Linked DNA regions of Homo sapiens: regions 1 and 2 are each linked to region 3. Evidence: chromatin contacts called from ENCODE Hi-C or POLR2A ChIA-PET data. All regions are on one chromosome and are shown on one strand. Each heading gives the region's core, a stretch centred on a gene start or an enhancer-like site at or near the end of the contact. The rest is flanking DNA. Distances are from core to core; before and after follow the strand shown. Region 1 overlaps TRAF3 (TNF receptor associated factor 3). Region 2 overlaps TRAF3 (TNF receptor associated factor 3). Region 3 overlaps TRAF3 (TNF receptor associated factor 3).

Region 1 (3,096 bases), core at 538-3,037, 50 kb after region 3:
AAGAGTTTTCTACACATACCAACACACTAACATGGCATATACTGACCCACCTATAAGCTGGGTATCTATAGCACCACAATCCTTATCCAAAACCGAGGCCAGATGTGTTTCAGAGTTCAGAATTTTTTGAATTTTAGAAAGGAAATATTGTACGCATATTTTATATATTATATATTATATAACACTCCAGGGAAGTCTGAGGCAGTAACCATAAGAAAACACATTAATTCACCGGGTGTGGTGGCTCTTGACTGTAATCCCAGCACTTTGGGAGGCCGAGGTGGGAGGATCACTTGAGTCTAGGAGTCTGAGACTAGCCTAGGTAACAAAGTGAGAAGACACGGAGTCTCGTTCTGTCGCCCAGGCGGGAGTGCCGTGGCGCGATCTCCGCTCACTGCAAGCTCCGCCTTCCGGGTTTACGCCATTCTCCTGCCTCAGCCTCCCGAGTAGCTGGGACTACAGGCGCCCGCCACTGCGCCCGGCTAATTTTTTGTATTTTTAGTAGAGACGGGGTTTCACCGTGGTCTCGATCTCCTGACCTCGTGATCCGCCCGCCTTGGCCTCCCAAAGTGCTGGGATTACAGGTGTGAGCCACCGCGCCCGGCCAGAACCCTTTCTTTACAAAATTTAAATTAAAAAATCAGCTGGGTGTGGCGGCACAAGCCTGTAGTCCTCGCTACTTGAGAGGCTGAGGTGGGAAGATCTCTTGAGATCAGAAGTTCAAGGCTGCAGAGAGCTTTGATCACACCACTGATTCTAGCCTGGGCAACAGAGCAAGAGTCTTCTCAAAAAAAAAAAAAAAAAAAAGGAAAAGAACAGGAAACATGTTAATTAACCATCTGTGGTAAAATAATGAAATATTCATATTAAGTGGAATAGAGATTATAAATAGCCTCACATAAGTTCAGGCCAAGTGGCACCAAATCTATGAAAAAACATTCCATTTTCAGAGGCTCTGGGGTTTCAGCACTGTGGCTGAGGAACTGGGGCCTGCACCATCGCACTCACTTTATGTGCTACGGTCCTGGTTCAGAAAGGCCAAATAACTTGGTCAAGTTCATGCAGCTGGGAAAGAAGAGAGGCAAGGTATGAACCCCGACTCTCTCACCCAAAGCCTGCACGGTGCTTCTCACACTTAAATGAACGCAATGATCACCTAACAGCCTCTCTGAGAGCTGACTGTGAGTCGGCAGGTCTGAGGCAGGGCCTGGGAAACTGCATTCCTAAAGCACTGGGGCTCCTGGAGGGAATGTGCTGCTTCCACTGGACCAGAGGCTCCCAGTCCAGCAGGGCATCAGCACTCCCAGGAGTTCTTTAAAAATTCCCTCTAAATCTGAATTTCCAGGGTCTTAACTGATAGAAATTGTATGGGTGGGGGCCTCAGTTTTTGTGGTCATTTCTAATAGCCCATTAAGAGAAATAAATCACTAATAAAGTAGGGCTCTGAGAAGGCAGCCCGCAAGCCCAGTCAGGAGTTCCCCTTGGAGTCCCTACTTTCCATCAAAGGAGTCTAGGAAGATTCCAGCAATGACCACAAAATGTTATTAAATTCCTCAGAGACAACATACCCCAGCCATCCCAGGTTCTGGGGATCACAGCATTTTTCACCCTCCCTTGGAATCAACAAAATCCTACACATACCACACTAAAGGCCAAGTTCTAGAGGACAACCACAAACAAATGTGAAAACTATTGCTGCCTGGCAGCTGACAGAAGGAAATACTTAGCAGAAGACTATGAGAAAAGAAGTGCTTGGCCAAGAGCAGTGGCTCAGCCTGTAATTCCAGCACTTGAGATGCCAAGGCACGCAGGTCCTTTGAGGGCAAGAGTTCAAGACCAGCCTGACCAACATGGTGAAACCCCATCTCTACTAAAAATACAAAAATTAGCCAGGTATGGTGGCATGTGCCTGTAGTCCCAGCTACACAGGAGGCTGGGGCAGAAGAACTGCCTGAATCTGGGAGACGGAGGTTGCAGCGAGCAGAGATCGCACCATTGCACTCCAGCCTGGGCGACAGAGTGAAACTCCGTCTCAAAAAAACAAACAACAACAACAACAAAAACAAGTAAAGAAGTGCTAACACTTGGGCTAGGCTACACTGTGGGAATGAATTCATGAACTGAATGGAATCTGCACATACTTAATCAAACTGTGTATTCTGAATTATGCTCACGAGATGCTAAGATGGAAAAGAACATGAGTGGTAGTGCAGCTGGTTCCTCCCGCTGTGTCAACTCTCTGCAGGTCCTCTGATGTCTGCTAAGCTCCTCCCAAATGTACCCATCATGAGAAAGACTCTGAGCAGGACTTCCACAGCACTAATCTCCCCCCAATGCCACCAGACTCTTAATTCTGCTTTCAGTAGTCCAAATCAGCCACTGCTTCTCACACCCAGTCTCAGGTCACTTCTGATATGACATGTATGTACCCCAGCCTGGTCACCACCCTAATGCTGGTTCTCTGCAGAAGCTCATTTGGTTAAATTCCTCATGTAAACTGAACAAGAGTCCTATTCTGACCTCGGTATTAGCTTTTGATAATTACTAATCCTGTAATTTGTCCTTTTTTTGTTCTATTGCCTCCTTCATAAAGTGTCACGTTCCAGACTGAAACTGGCAGTCTGAATTTCCTGAGAACACAGAATGCCTCATGGAGCATTTTTATGCATTTACCTAGCACTGTAACAGCAGGACTGGCACCCATGAAGTGCTTTACAAAGGTCTGCTGAGGCCGGGTACAGTGGTCATGCCTATAATCCCGGCCATTTGGGAGGCCGAATCAGGAGGATCACCTGAACCTAGGAATTTGAGACCAGCCTGGGCAACATAGAGGCCCCATCTCTACAAAAAAAATTTTGTTTTTGAGACAGGGTCTCGCTCTGTCGCCCAGACTGGAGTGCAGTGGTGCGATCTCAGCTCACCACAACCTCTGCCTCCCAGATTCAAGCTGTCCTCCTACCTCAGCCTCCTGAGGAGCTGGAACTAATGGCACACGCCACCACACCTGGCTAGTTTTTATATTTGTTTTATAGAGATGAGGTCTCCATAAAGCCCAGGCTGGTCTCAAACTCCTGAACTCAAGCAATCTGCTCACCT
Region 2 (3,507 bases), core at 348-2,847, 49 kb before region 3:
CTCGAGTGCAATGGCGCAATCTTTGCTCACTGCAACCTCTGCCGCCTGGGTTCAAGTGATTCTTCTGCCTCAGCCTCCCGAGTAGCTGGGATTACAGATGCCTGCCACTGCGCCCAGCTAATTTTTCTATTTTTAGTAGAGACGGGGTTTCGCCATCTTGGCCAGGCTGGTCTTGAACTCCTGACCTCGTGATCCACCCGCCTCGGCCTTCCAAAGTGCTGGGAATATGGGTGTGAGCCACCGTGTCCGGCCTACCGGCCTAGGCTGTCTTTTTTTTTTTTTTTTTTTTTTTCCGAGACGGAGTCTTGCTCTTTCTCCCACGCCTGACTGCAGCGGCGCTATCTCGGCTCACTGCAAGTTCCGCCTCCCGGGTTCACACCATTCTCCTGCCTCAGCCTCCCGAGTAGCTGGGACTACAGGCGCCCACCACCGCACCTGGCTAATTTTTTGTATTTTTAGTAGAGACGGGGTTTCACCGTGTTAGCCAGGATGGTCTCGATCTCCTGACCTCATGATCCGCCCGCCTCGGCCTCCCAAAGTGCTGGGATTACAGATGTGAGCCACTGCATCCGGCCTGGCTGTCTTCTTAATAAAGAAAAACAGGATATTTAAGAAGTAAAATATTAAGAACTCATCGTTCCCCGGACAGGCAAAAAAGCAAAGACACTCTTGAATTCCACTCCTTGACCCCCTGCCTGCACCCCCACTGCCACAGCCAGGCCATCGGGCCCTCTGTGCTTCGACTCCCGCCATCACCAGGGCTTTAGGGTCTACTGGAGAATCAGACAAGGAAGAAAGAAGAAGACCCCAAGTGACGTGTGCCCTCATCACCTAGCTGGTCCACAAACATGGCTGGAGGAGTGCCTGGAGCTGGCCAGGAAGGGAAGCAGGAGAAAAAGACATCTGTGCAGCAGCATGGAGCTTGTCAAGGAACAATGAGCGGGTCCACTTTAGCGCAGGGAGTGGGGCGAAGCTGGGAAGGTGACCGGTGGCCAGGCACAGAGGTTTTCTGGGCCACAGTAAGATTTTACGATAAACCCTTCCTGGGGCAACAGGAAGGGCTCTGAGGATGAAACAGTGGGGAACACGGCTGAGCTGGGCTGCTGCTCAAGAGGGTAGGCGGGGCCTGCAGCAGCAGAGGGATGGCCTGGCCCCGTGCAGCTCCCACACAGCCAGCACCTCTGGGCATCAGAAGGCTTTCAATCAGCATTTCCTGAGGATGGACAGTGCAGAATCCTCCTGGCCAAAGACCACCAACCCCACAGTGGTCCCAAAGGTAACACTGAATTTCCCCTTTCAAAAAACCACACGGTTGGAAGGACCTTCTGTGTAGACCACGCCTGCTCAACAGGTCACATGGAGAAGAGTTTTCACATGTTTCAGGCAGAGCCGTGTCCCTGCACTCAGGGGAATCAGGCGCGGGCAGCCTGCTCTGAGTCCCTTCCCTAAACACAACCTGCTCTCCGCCACGCCCAGCCTCCTGTGGGGAAGAGGCAGGTGCGCCATCACCTTCTACTCGTCACAGGTCAAGGGACACTGACCGCTGCCGTCACCACTCCATCCTCACTTCTCTGCCCTTGGCAACTTGGCTTCCCCCTTTCTTTCTGACTTATGCTTCATTGGTTCATCCAATCACAAAAGTTTTCAAGTAGAAATCACATACCATAGAGTGATTAAACTCGACTAAAAAGGAAAGTAAATGACAACACCTGACTGGAAGGGGAGAAACTGAAGATGAATGCAGAGGAAATGTGAGGTTTGGGATGGGGCGTTGGTACATCACTGTGTATATTCTAACTTTTTGTTGTAAATGAATCCAGTACTTGTGCATTCTTCCTTCTGTTGTGGCTATTTTAAGAGGTGATTTCCCCGGCCTTTCCAGTGCCTCTCTGAGCCCCAGGTCAAAACACAGCAATAATCTCATGAACAGCCAGAGCTGCTTGCCAGGGAGCGCAGGTGCAGGCGGGCCACAGGATGGCCAGGGCCCCGCAGCAGTGGCCTGACCAGTCGCCTTGGCCAGTCTGATGACTGACACATCACTGGGCCCTCAGCAAAATGCTAGGGGCTTCCAGCGGGAGGCTTGGTGTTTTAAGAAACATTGTACTTTATTTGGCTTGATTTAATGCTAATGACTTGTGCCTTTTCTAATACAATCTAATGTTTCATTGTGTTTTCTCCTTCTCTCTCTGGATAACTACAAAATATAATAAAAATGAAATTAATTTAATAAATCCCTACGCAATTCAAGTCACTATGACTCATCTCCAATGTCAAAAATTGGAGAAAAGGCATTCTCAAAGATGCCATGACTCTGTGCTATTAGAAGTAGTTTCTCTTCCAGATAATCTAGGGACACACCGTCTAAGTTCAGGCCCTTCAGTGACATGAGTGATTCTTCCACGGTGTGTGACACACCCATGGGAAGTGCTATCACAAATGCACACGAGTAAGTGAATGTGCAGAGAGCATCTACAATGATCATCTATTAACAAGCACCCCACAGACACCTGTGACGACAGAAGACAGGAGAAGCGACATTTCATCAGTCCCCTTTACATCATCGCCTCTATTCAGGGGAGCAAAGGTTCACTGGTTTGTTCTTCTGGAGGTGCGTGTGGATTTCCACAGTGAAACCCAGCGGGTGAGCGCGTGTCACTGGAAAGCTCACACAGAGTAGCTGGGCTGCACAGCACCTCACTGCAGGAAGTGAGACTTTGCACACAGCAACTACTCATGAACAATATGAAATCTTAAATAATAAAAACAGCTAATTTAACAAATACAAGCTTCGCATCTTATTTCTCCAACGGTAGATCAAAGGCATGGAAGAGGGGTGGAGGCTTGCTCTCCAGAGAAAAGGCAGTTTGAAAACGCTGACCTGCGGCTTCCCAGGCCGGGCCTGTGCTAGTCCAGCTGCCTTTTCTAAGCCTTCACTTAGGCCAGAGAAATCAGTTGCCTTTCTGCTTGCAAAGGTCAAGGACTCAGCTCAAAGAGTTTGCTAAGAAACCCTTAAGGGGAACACAGGCAAGCTCCTCCACCCTTTGATCTGGCCGTAGTCCTAAGATTCTTACCTGTAAATGAAGGATTTTGGATTCATTATTTCGAAGCATTTCCTTTTGTCTCTCAATTTCAATTTCAAAGCTACATATCTGATTGTGCAAACTTTGTATGCTCTTGTTTTTTTCTACACTTTCATTCTGCAACAAGGAAACCTAAAAAAGAAATTCTTTAATTAATGTAACCAAAAGTGGTTTTCATATTAATTAACAACAATATCAATTAAATTTTCACAATATAGGCCTTCTGTTAGCTTATTGACAGAGTTTCAGAAGAAAAAAATCCCTTCACACAGAAAATGACAGTCCTGGTACTTTTCTTTCTTTCTTTTTTTTCCCCTCTAGAGACAGGGTCTTGCTCTGTCCCCAGGCTGGAGTGCAGTGGTGCAATCATAGCTCACTGCAGCCTTGACCTCCTGGGCTCAAGTGATCCTCCCACTTCAGCCTCTTG
Region 3 (3,575 bases), core at 418-2,917:
AAAGTGCTGGGATTACAGGCCTGAGCCACTGCGCCCGGCCCTGTGATGGTAAATTCTAATCTGTGACCATATCTGGTCCGTTCACACTGAGCTGTGGACAGGCAGGAATCCCGTGTCTTCCACACACAGACCTATCACCAGAAGTGGCAAGAAATAAGTGAGATTGCATATTTGGAAGGATTGTAAAAACCTTTGATTAGATTTCTTGATTTAAACATAAATACCTTTACTTCACTTGCTTATATATGGGTATAAAAATAGTTAAGTTCTATTTTTATCCTAAAATTTAGATATGACAATTATAAGTTAATGGCAATTCTACAATATTTATAATAATTATTGTGCTGATAAAGAAAAATTATGCAAATTCAGTTAAATGCATTAAAGATGGTATTTGAGGCAACTTTTAGTAACTTGCCAATTAATGTTTGGCATCCTGATTTGGGGGAGCAGCTTGCAGGTTCCAATGCCCAGATGCTGGACACATGCGCCTCTGGTTAGCACGGCAATCATACACATGCTGGGAATCTGAGGCCACTGCCTATTTAATAGCCCACTGCCTATCCTCACTGAGCATCAGGTTTGAGAAGATGTTTGCTTCCACACAGAGAGAAATGTACTGCTGAATGGCAACAACAGATCCACTAAGCAAAGACAGTGCTAAGAAAATTACAATGAAGGGAATTGTGTGACTAAAAAATGGCACCTATGCCAGTGCACTTTGAGCTAAGGAAGGGCCAAGACCAGAAACTACCAGGAGCGCAGCATCTGGCACTCTGAGCGCTGTAACTTTTTTTTTTTTTTTTTTTTTTTTAGACGGAGTCTCACTCTATCGCCCAGGCTGGAGTGCAGTGGCGCAATCTTGGTTCAATCCTACGCCTCCCAGGTTCAAACGATTCTCCTGCCTCAGCCTCCTGAGTAGCTGGGATTACAGGTGTGTGCCACCATGCCCAACTATTTGTATTTTTAGTAGAGACAGGGTTTCACCATGTTGGCCAGGCTGGTATTGAACTCCTGACCTCAAGTGATTCACCCATCTCGGCCTCCCAAAGTGCTGGGATTACAGGTGTGAGCCAGCACGCTCGGCCTGCAATTCTTATTCTGCAGTCTTCTTTAAGCAGAATTTTTACTCTATTACTTTACTTACTGTTTGCTACAGTCTTAGACATGAATTTACTGTATTTTGAGGTCTTGTTTTTAGCTAAATGAAAGGCATCTCTAATTATTTAAGAAAATTCTTTCATAAAAGTTTAGTTTGTAGTCAGCTACTCAGGAAGGCCCTCACTCACAGCTGAGGCATATCCATACCTAGTACAGCAAAGAGGTGGACTGGATTCCTTTCACTTTCTTCTATGCCTCCATTACCCTAATGATTTGTTTTATGTTCCCCAGTTCCATGATTTTAGTTGAGTTACACTGTAATTAGAATTTAAAAACTGGAAACAAAAGTACATCTGCTGACAAAAGGGTGCTCCAAGAGCTGGAAAGCCCGGGGAAAACCAAAAAAGGGAAGCATCAGATAAACAAAGCAAAAGGCTCCTGCCGCAAGAAAGCACAAAACACGACACACATGGAGAAAAGCAGCTCAACATCAAGCCCAGCAGGGCAATTAAAGGTATCGTCCAAGTGATGCCAATAAAGGGAGAAGGGCAAAGATCACGAACAGACAGGTGTGCCCTGCTGATAAGAAAGCTTTCTGAAAATCCACATTCATGCAAACATTTCAGCATACTGACTCTGTTCCTGGTACCTGATGCCAAATGTTCCACTGCGGGAGAGGGCCCACAGTCAGCATCCTGGGCAAGTAACAGGAGGCTGGATTCTTACCAGACAGGCAGGCAGAACACAGTCACACATGAAAAGCCCCCTTAGGACAGGGAGGGAGAGACACACAGACCAAGTGACTCAGGCAGACTCCTAGGAAAGAACCTGATTAAATCACAGTATAACACATGGTCTTAAAGCCTTTGAGAAAACAATAGTTATTTGGGGCCCAGCATTGTCAGTATCCCTTGGTTCATAAGAGTTAGGATTTTTAAAAAGTATTCATTCAATCCTTATTATATGCAAAGACACTGTGCCTCTTTTGGCCCACGACCAGAGTCCTGCCATCTGGACAGGAAGCAGCGAGAGGAGCCAAGGGCTCAGTCCACTCGATATGCAACCAAGTGCAGGCAGCACTTCTCCAGATGGAGGCTTCCCCTAGGTCACGCCTGCCACATGGGGCTGGAGCCCCGGGGCTGTATAAGGGGCAGAAGTTGCAAATGTGATAAGGTTCATCTTCCTGGAGTGTCAACTGTATTTGAAGACGTGAAAAGCATAAAACATGGCCATATTGAGAAGCAGATTATAATGTTTCGATCAATTGTTAGAATAAAACATGAGATTTCAAAAAACACTAGATCTGCCAGGCGCCATGGCTTAAGCTTGCAGCATACTTTGGGAGGCGGAGGTGGGAGGACTGCTTGAGGCCAGGAGTTCAAAACCAGCCTGGGCAACATAGCAAGACCCCATGATTTTTAAATAAAAAAGACAAAAGGAAAAAACAACAACAACAACACTGGATCTCACATCAGTGCAGATGTGTGCCTCCTGGTGAGGGCATCACGCACCTCTGAAGTACCTGTGCTGAAAGGCTGAGCCAGAAAGCGATCGAGCCTCTATATCCACCCACAGGCAGAAGAACATGTCCAGTGGAAACAGCAAAGGCCAGAATGAGGGAACTTCTGACTACTGAACAATCAGCCTGGATTTTCCAACAAATAAAATGCAAGGAAAAAAGGGATGGGGAAAAGTATTCTATTGATTAAGAGACTTAACAGACCTATCAGTTAACTGCAATTATTTGGACGCTGCTTCAAACAAACTAAAAATACCAGAGACTATTGGAGAAAATTGAATGGTACTATTATGAGATCATGATTATAAATGAAATTTAAACAGCAGTTTTCTTGACACTTTTCAATTTATCAAAAATAGCTATGTATTAAATCTCACTTTGGATGCAAACATTTCAAACTTCTTATACTTATTTTTAACATTCTAACATATGAAAGATTATTATTATGTTTTAAAGGGACAGGGTCTTGGTCTATGGCCAGCCTGGGCAGCAGTGGCATGATCCTAGCTCACTGCAGCCTGGAACTCCTGGGCTCAAGTGATCCGCCTGCCTCAGCCTCCCATGTAGCTGGGACTACAGGCACACACCACCACCCCCAGTTAATTATTTTATTTTTTTAGACAGAGTTTCACTGTGTTGCCCAGGCTGGTATCGAACTCTTGGGCTCAAGAGATCCTCCCACCTCAGCCACTCAATCACAAGTTAGAGACTGAAACACAGAGTAATTTCTTTTCTTTCAAACTCCTAGAGAAAGATGTTAAGGAGCAAATAGTTCTTGTATCAAAAAATGCAATACTCCATGAGGCAGGTCACACCCCCAGGCTGCCTGTGCCTTCCTTGCAGTGGGGAACCTTCTAGGGAAGGGTAGGGCCGAGAGATTTTGGAAAGTAGGCCTTGGACAAAGAGATGCAGGCCACTACTCTTGGTTTTCCAACTTATTCACTCATTCCTGGGC

The links. Hi-C counts contacts between places; a loop is a spot of excess contacts on that map. ChIA-PET counts read pairs that join two places held with the same protein, here RNA polymerase II (POLR2A). Pooled maps may share reads with other maps.
Region 1: a loop to region 3 is called in a map of astrocyte of the cerebellum, with 2.9 times the contacts of the local background. The contact joins two enhancer-like sites. A Hi-C loop is called at or near these places in 2 of 168 maps with a recorded cell type or tissue (astrocyte of the cerebellum and naive thymus-derived CD4-positive, alpha-beta T cell) and 3 of 50 pooled maps. POLR2A ChIA-PET finds 5 or more read pairs at or near these places in 9 of 52 experiments (HEK293T, T-cell, activated B cell and 5 more).
Region 2: a loop to region 3 is called in a map with no recorded cell type, with 2.1 times the contacts of the local background. The contact joins two enhancer-like sites. A Hi-C loop is called at or near these places in 1 of 37 single-sample maps with no recorded cell type and 2 of 50 pooled maps. POLR2A ChIA-PET finds 5 or more read pairs at or near these places in 5 of 52 experiments (AG04450, GM12878, PC-9 and 1 more).

Annotation. Positions count from the first base shown.
Region 1 is chr14:102,798,407-102,801,502 of GRCh38, reverse strand. The region is part of intron 1 of TRAF3 (TNF receptor associated factor 3); the gene reads right to left. Among named protein-coding and RNA genes, the nearest start is that of TRAF3, 23 kb to the right of the region's middle. RefSeq lists an enhancer at 2,636-2,685. Within about 2 kb of position 1,787, at least 2 of the 41 ENCODE cell types and tissues checked have a DNase peak (open chromatin) inside an H3K27ac peak, as active enhancers do.
Region 2 is chr14:102,896,966-102,900,472 of GRCh38, reverse strand. TRAF3 (TNF receptor associated factor 3) reads right to left here. Exons shown (of 12, transcript NM_145725.3): 10 at 3,072-3,212. Among named protein-coding and RNA genes, the nearest start is that of AMN, 24 kb to the left of the region's middle. RefSeq lists an enhancer at 1-289. Within about 2 kb of position 1,597, at least 4 of the 41 ENCODE cell types and tissues checked have a DNase peak (open chromatin) inside an H3K27ac peak, as active enhancers do.
Region 3 is chr14:102,847,928-102,851,502 of GRCh38, reverse strand. The region is part of intron 2 of TRAF3 (TNF receptor associated factor 3); the gene reads right to left. Among named protein-coding and RNA genes, the nearest start is that of TRAF3, 72 kb to the right of the region's middle. Within about 2 kb of position 1,667, at least 15 of the 41 ENCODE cell types and tissues checked have a DNase peak (open chromatin) inside an H3K27ac peak, as active enhancers do.